Linked DNA regions of Homo sapiens: region 2 is linked to region 1. A link is an interaction called in ENCODE POLR2A ChIA-PET data of the cell type or tissue named here. Cell type or tissue: CD4-positive, alpha-beta T cell. All regions are shown on one strand. Each heading gives the region's core, and the rest is flanking DNA. Links, peaks and the distances in the headings are about the cores only.

Region 1 (4,510 bases), core at 253-4,252:
AGGAGAAGAAGGAAGAGAAGAAGGTTGGCAGTGCGGGAGATGGGGGTAGGGGGGACTCTGACACCCTCTGTTGTCGCCATTGGTTCGCTCCAAATTATCTCAGTCAACACACAGTTGCAGACTCATCCTGGGTATCTGCCTGTGACCCCCATTTTTAATTGCAGGTCACCCTCGAGCCCCCTGCATGGAAATTCCAGAACTGCCTGAGTTGCAGGTGGAGGTGGCTGAGTTGGGACCCCATTAGGACATTTTTTTTTCTTTGAGACAGAGTCTCACTCTGTCACCCAGGCTGGAGTGCAGTGGCACGATCTCAGCTTACTGCAATTTCCACCTCCCAGATTCAAGCGATTTTCCTGCCTCAGCCTCCCAAGTAGCTGGGACTACAGGCGTGTGCCATCATGCCCAGCTAATTTTTGTATTTTTAGTAGACACGGGGTTTCACCATGTTGGCCAGCCTAGTCTCGAACTCCTGGCCTCAAGTGATCCACCCACGTTGGCCTCCCAAAATTCTGAGATTACAGGCGTGAGCCACTGCGCCCAGCCTTATCTAGGTCATTTTCACAAACCAGGGCTACCTGGTGAAGTGGGTCCAGGAAAGGTCATCCCAACCCCATTCTGAAAGCGCCTTTTGGTGAAATCTAGGTGCGGAGGCTGCACAGAGCCCAGACTTTAGCGGCTGTTTGAAGCTCACATGCTAATGACGTTTGTATCCAAATAATAACAAATGTCAGGTGTATGCACCTGTCTCTCTCATTTGTATATTGCCTGAATGCTTTTCTCAGTGCCTCTTTCCTGGGCCAGATGTGCAGCCACCGCCTGTTCTGGGGTGGCACGGAGGAGGAGGAGGAAAGGATACTGAGGTTTAGCACATTTAAGTTTGGAAACTGTTCGATGCCATCCCTGACAGTTCACCCTAGGATCTGGGGGTGGAGAGTGATGACAGAAGCGGGCAAATAATCTGTGAGTCTTTCAGCCGTTGCTGTGTGCCCCACCGTACACATACCCTTTTCTAATGTGTGCCAAACAGTGAAATCTAATGATAATAGATAAGGATTGTAGGAAGAAAGCAATCTAGAACCGATTATTTCTTTTCTTTCTTCAGAAATAACCGTTAGGTGAGGAATGTGATTTGAGGTGCACCAAGAGGGGTCCTCAGTTTCTAAACACTGCCCCCCAGACCCCCAATACACACATACCCTGCCTCTACCTCCACCCAAAGAGAGGACTCAATACTGAGGTCAGAACTCCTCTACGTGGGACTATAGCAAAGAAGAACGCAGGAGAGGGGACGGTGGCTGGGGACACAGCAGATGGGCACTGCCAGGCAGGACTGCTGTGGGCATTGCCAGGGAGAGCCAGGATGCAAAAATGGCAGTGAGGGGGCCCTGGTAAGGGCTTCTAGGGCTTTGCTGATCTCCAGGCTCATGCGAGGGCTGACTAGCTTGGGCAGACAGACCTTTTTTCTTTTTTCCCTCCAACAGAAACAAAAGGATAAAATCATTGGCATCACTGCTGGACATGGTGGCTCACGCCTGTAATCCCTGCACTTTGGGAGGCTGAGGCAGGTGAATCACCTGAGGTCAGGAGTTCGAGACCAGCCTGGCCAACATGGTGAAACCCTGTCTCTACTAACAATACAAAAATTAGCTGGGTGTGGTGGCGGGTGCCTGTAATCCCAGCTACTCAGGAGGCTGAGACATGAGAATCACTTGAACCCGGGAGGTGGAGGTTGCAGTGAGCTGAGATCGTGCCACTGCACTCCAGCCTTGACGACAGACCAAGAACCTGTCTCACAAAAAAAAAAAAAAAAAAAAGGAGAAAGAAAAAAAGAAATCATTGGCATCAATTGGGCTCATTCAACGTAGATTACTGATGTGTTATTGTTTTGAAGATAGAAGAAATATAATTAATAAAAGCCACCCAGCCCGCCTTTTGTGTTTCCGTGAATTCCTTATTGACGTCTGCATCTATCTCAAGCCGCAGATGAGCCATCCTTTTCAGCTGCCCTGGATAGCACGGAGATGAACAGTGTGGAAAAATCACTCCTGGGATCTGTACACTCATCTTCTGCAGCTGCAATTTTTCTTCTGCAGCCTCAGTTTTCTCCATCACAGTGGTGGAATCAGAGAGGGGGTTTCCCGGGAGCACAGTGCAGGGTTCCCTTCAAGGAAGAGCAAAGTCCGCCTCAGTGCTGGAAGCTTTTTTGGGAGGCCTGAGCGCCTTCCCACCTTGGATCTCTCTCTCCAGAGCCACCAGACAACCAGTTACCTTTCAGGCACCAGGCTTTGATGGGTGTGGGGGAACTATTTCCCGGCAGCGGCCCTGGAATCACACCTGCCTCACCTCCGGCCTTGATGTGCCTTAGAGGGACTGAGGGCCAAAGGTCACCTCAGGGATCACCAGGAGGCCTAGGGAATAGAAGTAAGGTGTGGGGTGGAGGCTGCGGGCTTCTCTCTGCCCCTGGCAGCTTCTCGCCCACCTGCTTGCTAGTTTGACTTTGGTCCTGCCCACTGTCTCTCTCACACCCACCCACCCTGACATCTAGAGAAATGAAAGCTCCTTTGCATGACAGGAAGCAGGGGAGTTCCCTGAAGTATGATTGCAAACCTGAAAACATCCCCAAACTAGTCTTCCATCACCACCTGGAAGACAAGAGTTGGAAGAGAAACAGAAAGCAACTTTTTTTTTTGAGACAGAGTCTCACTCTGTCGCCAGGCTAGAGTACAGTGGTGAGATCTCAGCTCACTGCAACCTCTGACTTCCTGGGTTCAAGTGATTCTCCTGCCTCAGCCTCCTGAGTTGCTGGATTATAGGCACGCACCACCATGCCCAGATAATTTTTGTATTTTTAGTAGAGATGGTGTTCATTGGGCAGATGAGGAAATTGAGGCCCATAGTAAGTAAGGGACAAGCTGAAAGCCCCACAGGACCTTGGGGTCAGAGCCGAGACTCCTATAAATCCAGGAATCTCAAACTCAGGTGCCTATGGGAGCCAGGCCCATAAAAGAAGATGTCTTTGGACACCAAGACATCTTTGTATTGAATATTAAACATGCTCAAGTAGTCTGCATTTCTAGAAGAAATGTTCCCTCTCTGCCATTCTTCTTGAAACACTCCACCTTCTTGATCTACACAGTTTTCTCACTTTTGTTTTGTTTTTTAAAGACACGGGGTCTTGCTATGTCACCTAGGCTGGTCTCGAACTCCTGGGCTCTAATGATCCGCCCTCCTCGGCCTACCAAAGTGCTGGGATTACAGATATGAGTCATCATGCCCGGCTAATTTTTAATTTTTTTGTAGAGACAGTGTCTCACTATGTTGTCCAGGCTGGTCTTGAACTCCTGTCCTTAAGTGATCCTCCTGCATCAGCCTCCCAAAGTGCTGGGATTACAGATGTGGGCCACTGCACTCAAAGCTGTTTTCTCACTTTTGATAGTCACAGTTACAAGAAATATTTGTCTACTCCAAGAAGATGTGCAGTGCGTTTGTGAAGGTAAACAGCAATGGAGTCTGAGACCTTAGCGTAGGGTGTGGTAGAGGTGGTGAGGATTCTGGTATATTGCAGACCACATGCCCTGCCTGCAGGGCTGCCCAGAGCTGGGGAGCTGTATCTGAATGTGAACTTTCCAGGTTTTCAATATTGCCTCAAGTGTTTTGAAATGACTCGGCAGCCCCAGCACAACCCACCTGACCTGCAGGCCCCAACGTGCAGCCTCTACATTAGCCCTGAATGCTGGGGCGAATCCCCTACAGCTTAGAAGAGGGATGGAAGATGCAGAACTTCAAAGGCAACCCTTCTGACTGGGTATGGTGGCTCATACCTGTAATCCCAGCACTTTGGGAGGCTGAGGCAGGAGGATCATTTGAGGCCAGGAGTTCAAGACCAGCCTGGGCCACATAGTGAGAGCCCATCTCTACCAAAAAATAAATAAATAAATAATAAGAGATGTAAAAAATAAAATAAATAAAACTTTTTTTTTTTAAGAAGGAGGGAATGCTTCAGACCAAGTAACCATCTTACAGAGCTTGGATGTTCATTACTTGTCTATAACAAGAGATAACTCAGGGGCTTAGCAAGAGGAGCACAGAGAGCTTTCTGGATGGATGACTCAGGCTGTGACTGCTGGAACATACTAACTTTGGATTTTTTTCCTTTTAAAAAAGGGACAGTATCCCAAGGATGGTTCATCACAGTGCTGCCCCAAAGTAGAGGGGATGGATTTGTCTGTGTGTCTAATGGTGCATTGCAGACTGGGCTGTTGGATGCCATGCCCCCGGTAACCCCGCCAGGAACTGGGATTCCGTGGTGTATGGCACCTTTGCTCAAAAAAGGACTAGAACCTGGACAGGGGCTTGATTAATTTCTGTTAATGTCTCGCTTTCTAATCTTATGCAATCTTTTGGTCTTTTGCAAGTAGAAGATAGTCTATAGTCTCCTGGGCATGAAAATGTAAGAAAGTGGCTATAAATGTAAGAATCCATCCATCCGTCCGTTCGTCCATCAATCCAT
Region 2 (4,258 bases), core at 1-4,000, 130 kb after region 1:
GACCAGCCTAGGCAACACAGGGAGACTGCGTTTCTGGAAAAAACAACAACAACACCAGCAACAACAAAAAGCAGGAAGGAAGGGGAGAGGGAAAGAGAAAGAGAGAGAGAGAGAACGAAAGAGAAAGAGAAAAGGAAGGAAGGAAGGAAGGAAAGAAAGAAAAAAAGAAAGAGGGATACTTTGAGAAGCTTTGAAGTGATCTGTTTATTGATCAAGTAGATAGGTAAGGTGCATGCTGCCAGGAGGAGCTGGGGTAGGGAGGGCAGGGCCCTGCTGTATGGGGGTGGGCAGGGGACGGCCCCTGCTCAGCCCTGGCCTCCATTGCTACACAGAATGGCAGGTCCAATGTGATCTGGTCTTCTGATTTTTCAGGAGAAATCAGGAATCTGAGGTGCATGCAAAATCTCCTGATTTTTAAATATTGGCAACTAATTTGTTTTAAAAAAACAACAACTATGAGCTAATCCAAAACTGTTTGCTGGTGGGATCCACCTACTGCCTTTGCGCTGGGGTATGGAGAGGTGGGAGGTCAATGTTGACAAGAGCCAGATCTAATTTTTTGTTAAAGAAAAGGGTACTTGGAGGTCAGATAGCTCTCTTCATAGCTATCTGAAGCCTTCCTCTCCCTTATCTCTTACAATCTGGTCCAAACTCAGAAAGCTAGGCCGCTCTCGGTGAGATGGGCTTGTCTCCGTCTCTCTGTACCTGTCAGAGCAGCCTGGGCGCCTGCAAGAAACCGGGGCTTCCAGTTGGCATTTGCCTTCCCTGTGGCTGGCAGATGGGCTTCCTGTGATCAAGGCCTGGTATGTGGATAAATCTGAGTGTGAAATAGGTGTGATACAGTGGGGGAGGGGGAGCCACACTCCCACCCCCTAAGGTCTGTCCCCATCCTCCCTCCTCACCCACTTCCCTGTCATTTACAGACAAAGGCAGCCTTGCGGTGGGAGAAGGAGCAGGGTGGGCTTCCCTCTCAATCTGGTGAGCCTGGAGAATTCAGGAAGCTGAGCTTTTTAGCAAGGGCTCAGGAGATGGAGTTACTAACCTTTCTTCCCCAACAAGAGCCTGTTAATGCTCTAACTTCTGAAATGATTACTACAAAGAAATTGAACCTTGGATGGAGTCAGCCACAACATCTCTACCCGTGGTGCTGGACTATTAAAACACAGTGACTTCCTCTGCCTGCCCTCACACACGCAGTGATAGCTGCTGGCCCTCCCATTCTGCAGAACCCTGGGCTTGTGTCTCAGTGAAACCTGCCTCATTGTCTGAGATATCACTGAAGTTCTGGGTCTCATGGCCAAGGAAATCAAGGACGCAGACACTCCAGAGGGTAGGTTAGAGCAGAAGTTTAATAAGCAAAAGAAAGAAAGCTCTCTGGATCAGAGAGGGGTCCCAGAAAGATGGGTTGCCATTTTACAGTGAAATGCAAGGGTTTTTATAGAAAAGCTGGTGGGAGGGGTGCTTCATTTACATAAGGTGCGAATTTCTGAGTCCCCCGCCCCACTGTTTCTAGTGCACATGTGGGCTTCTTAGCCTGAGTTACTACTCCATGTTGCTTATTTCTTCCTACTGTGCATGTGTGAAAAAGGTTGGGTGGTGGGGGGGAAGAACACTCCAAGGTAGACATGCCTGGTCCAGGGTAGCTCTTCTTATCAGTGCCATGCAAGCCTCTGTGTCTGAGTATTTCTTTTTTCTTTTTTTTTTGAGACGGAGTCCCACTCTGCTGCCAGGCTGGAGTGCAGTGGTGTGATCTCAGCTCACTGCAACCTCCACCTCCCGGGTTCAAGTGGTTCTCCTGCCTCAGCCTCCCAAGTAGCTGGGATTACAGGCGAGCACCATGACACCTGGCTAATTTTTGTATTTTTTTAGTAGAGATGGGTTTTCACCATGTTGGCCAGGATAGTCTCGATCTCTTGACCTCGTGATCTGCCCACCTCGGCTTCCCAAAGTGCTGGGATTACAAGCGTGAGCCACCGTGGCCGGCCGTGTCTTGAGTATTTCTAAGAAGGGAGAGGACTGTGCTTACTGGGGCCCACCATATGTCTGTATGTCACACAGGGGACCCGCTTTCTGTGTTAGAGCTTGCCTTCCTTATCTGTGTTTCCTGAAAGGGCAACGACTTCTTAGGCTGCTTTTTGTTAGAAGGGAATTCTGCCAAGGACCCTTGCCCTAACTATTTGCCTAATTGATTTCTCTCTCTCCTCTCACATTGATGCTGGCCTGGCTGGAGCAGGTAGAGCTGGAAGTAGCATTTTTGCAAGGACATCTCTTTAGCCTCTGTAGATTTTCACCTCAAGTCATTCGGAGCAGGTCGGAAGCTAGGTTTTTTTTGGGGGGGGAAGCCAGTAGAGCTAAAGTGGTTATGTATCTGTTTCCTGCCTTCCTTCTTTCCACTTCTACATGCATTTTCTTGCTGTGCAGAAACTGTTTTGAGAGTGCAGACCCAAAACTGCAGAAAACCTGTTTTGGGAGTGGTGTCTGGGTGCTGGCCTGGAAGCCAGCCTTGCAGACCAAGCATGGCAGGGCTCAGGGTCTTCACGCCCGGGGAAAGGGAGGTTCCTTGCAGCCTCCAAAGGGGCCCTCCTGAGACCTGGGCAGTGCCTCTCTTTTTCCAATATAATTGACAGATGAAAAGCTGGATATAAACCAGAACTAAGCTCAAAGGTGATTAGATATTTTACACCAGGATTTTGAGCTTTTTGTAAGATTTTACTGTAAAATTATTTCCTTTGGTTACTTTAATATGTACTTCAAATATATCTCATTTTGTGCTGGACGTAGTGGCTCACGCCCATAATCCCAGCACTTTGAGAGGCCAAGGCAGGCAGATCACCTGAGGCCAGGAGTTCAAGACCAGCCTGGCCAACATGGTGAAACCCCATCTCTACTAAAAATACAAAAATTAGCCAGGTGTGGTGGTGCATGTCTGTAGTCCCAGCTATTCGGGAGGTTGAGGCAGGAGAATCGCTTGAACGTGGGAGGCGGAGGCTGCAGTGAGCCGAGATCGCGCCGCTACACTCCAGCCTAGGTGACGGAGCAGACTCTGTCTCAAAAAAAAAAAAAAAAAAAAAACCTCTCTGTATATCTCTATCTAGCTATCTATGTCATTTTGTTTGTGTGATAGCTTTTCAGGACCATGGTGACTGGATAAATCAGGTTCTGCGCTCCGTCTCCCCATTTCCAGGTGGCTTCTGCCTGTTCAGTCCTGACACTGTTATAATGCCATTTTATCGTTTAGACATTTGTATGTAAACAAATCTTGACCACTGGAATAGTGGAAGGGGGTTCTCTTCTGGGGAGAAGGAGGAGGCATTCAACCTGTCAGCAAGCAAAGGAGCTGGGCAGGGCCTGGAAAGCAGGAGACCAGGTTTTGGGAGACCCAGGGCACAGGGTAGCCAGAGCAGGGACCCCCAGGCCTGAGTGCTCCTCCAGTCCCTTATGTGAGCAGGGCTCACAAGGCCTGCCCTCCCACTGCCTCTCATACTCCATGGGGACAAAAAGACATATCTAGGGGTGCTTGTTTGCAATTTCTGAATTTGAAGACTGAGTAACGAATGTCAGAGTCCTGCGTTATGCCCTCTTGGGGTCTTGCTGCCCAAAGTGAGATCAGAGGAGCACTTTGGGGGCTTGTTGGAAATGCAGAATCTTACCCTCCCATACTGGCTGTATCTGACAAGGTTTTCAGTGATTCCCGTGCACTTGTGGAGAATCACAGGTCTAATGTGTACCAACGGGGAAAAAGAAGGGAAATTTACAGGGGCAGGAGCGCAGGATGCTCTCCTGGGACTGCAGAGAAGTTCTGAGGACCTGGCTTTGCGGTCCTCTCATGGATTCATGGGTTTGTTCTCTGGGCTCAAAATTATATCCCAGGATTGGGAGAGCAATTTTACAGTAGGGACTTCTGCTTCTGGATCATCCTTGGGTCAGAAAAGCACACATGTCTGGGTACGGTGGCCCACACCTGTAATCCCAGTACTCTGGGAGGCTGAGGCAGGAAGATTGCTTGAGCTCAGGAAGTCAAGACCAGGCTGGGCAACATTGCGAGACCCTGTCTCTATGAAAACAAAAAATTAGCTGAGCGTAGTGTTGCATGCCTTTAGCCCCAGCTACTCAGGAGACTGAGGTGGGGGGATCACTGTAGCCCAGGAGTTCAAGGCTGCAGTCAGCCATGATCGCACCACTGCACACCAGCTTGGGCAACAAGAGACACTGTCTCTTAAAAACAAACGAACAAACAAAACAAAAAAACCTCATAAAA

Evidence for each region. ChIA-PET counts read pairs that join two places held together with the same protein. Peaks named below come from ENCODE experiments on the same cell type or tissue, not always from the same donor. Only the 100,000 strongest peaks of a DNase experiment are listed, where the experiment ranks them.
Region 2: POLR2A ChIA-PET joins it to region 1 with 8 read pairs; 13 of 35 experiments call an interaction of 5 or more read pairs at or near these places.

Annotation. Positions count from the first base shown.
Region 1 is chr19:29,835,729-29,840,238 of GRCh38, reverse strand. No RefSeq gene overlaps it. Among named protein-coding and RNA genes, the nearest start is that of CCNE1, 26 kb to the right of the region's middle. RefSeq lists an enhancer at 2,513-2,792. In CD4-positive, alpha-beta T cell, for the core only: no CTCF peak of the experiment used is centred there; a DNase peak (open chromatin) is centred at 2,598; H3K27ac peaks cover 1,574 bases.
Region 2 is chr19:29,709,851-29,714,108 of GRCh38, reverse strand. The region is part of intron 1 of C19orf12 (chromosome 19 open reading frame 12); the gene reads left to right. Among named protein-coding and RNA genes, the nearest start is that of C19orf12, 3.3 kb to the left of the region's middle. In CD4-positive, alpha-beta T cell, for the core only: no CTCF peak of the experiment used is centred there; DNase peaks (open chromatin) are centred at 826 and 2,328; H3K4me3 peaks cover 1,699 bases; H3K27ac peaks cover 2,694 bases.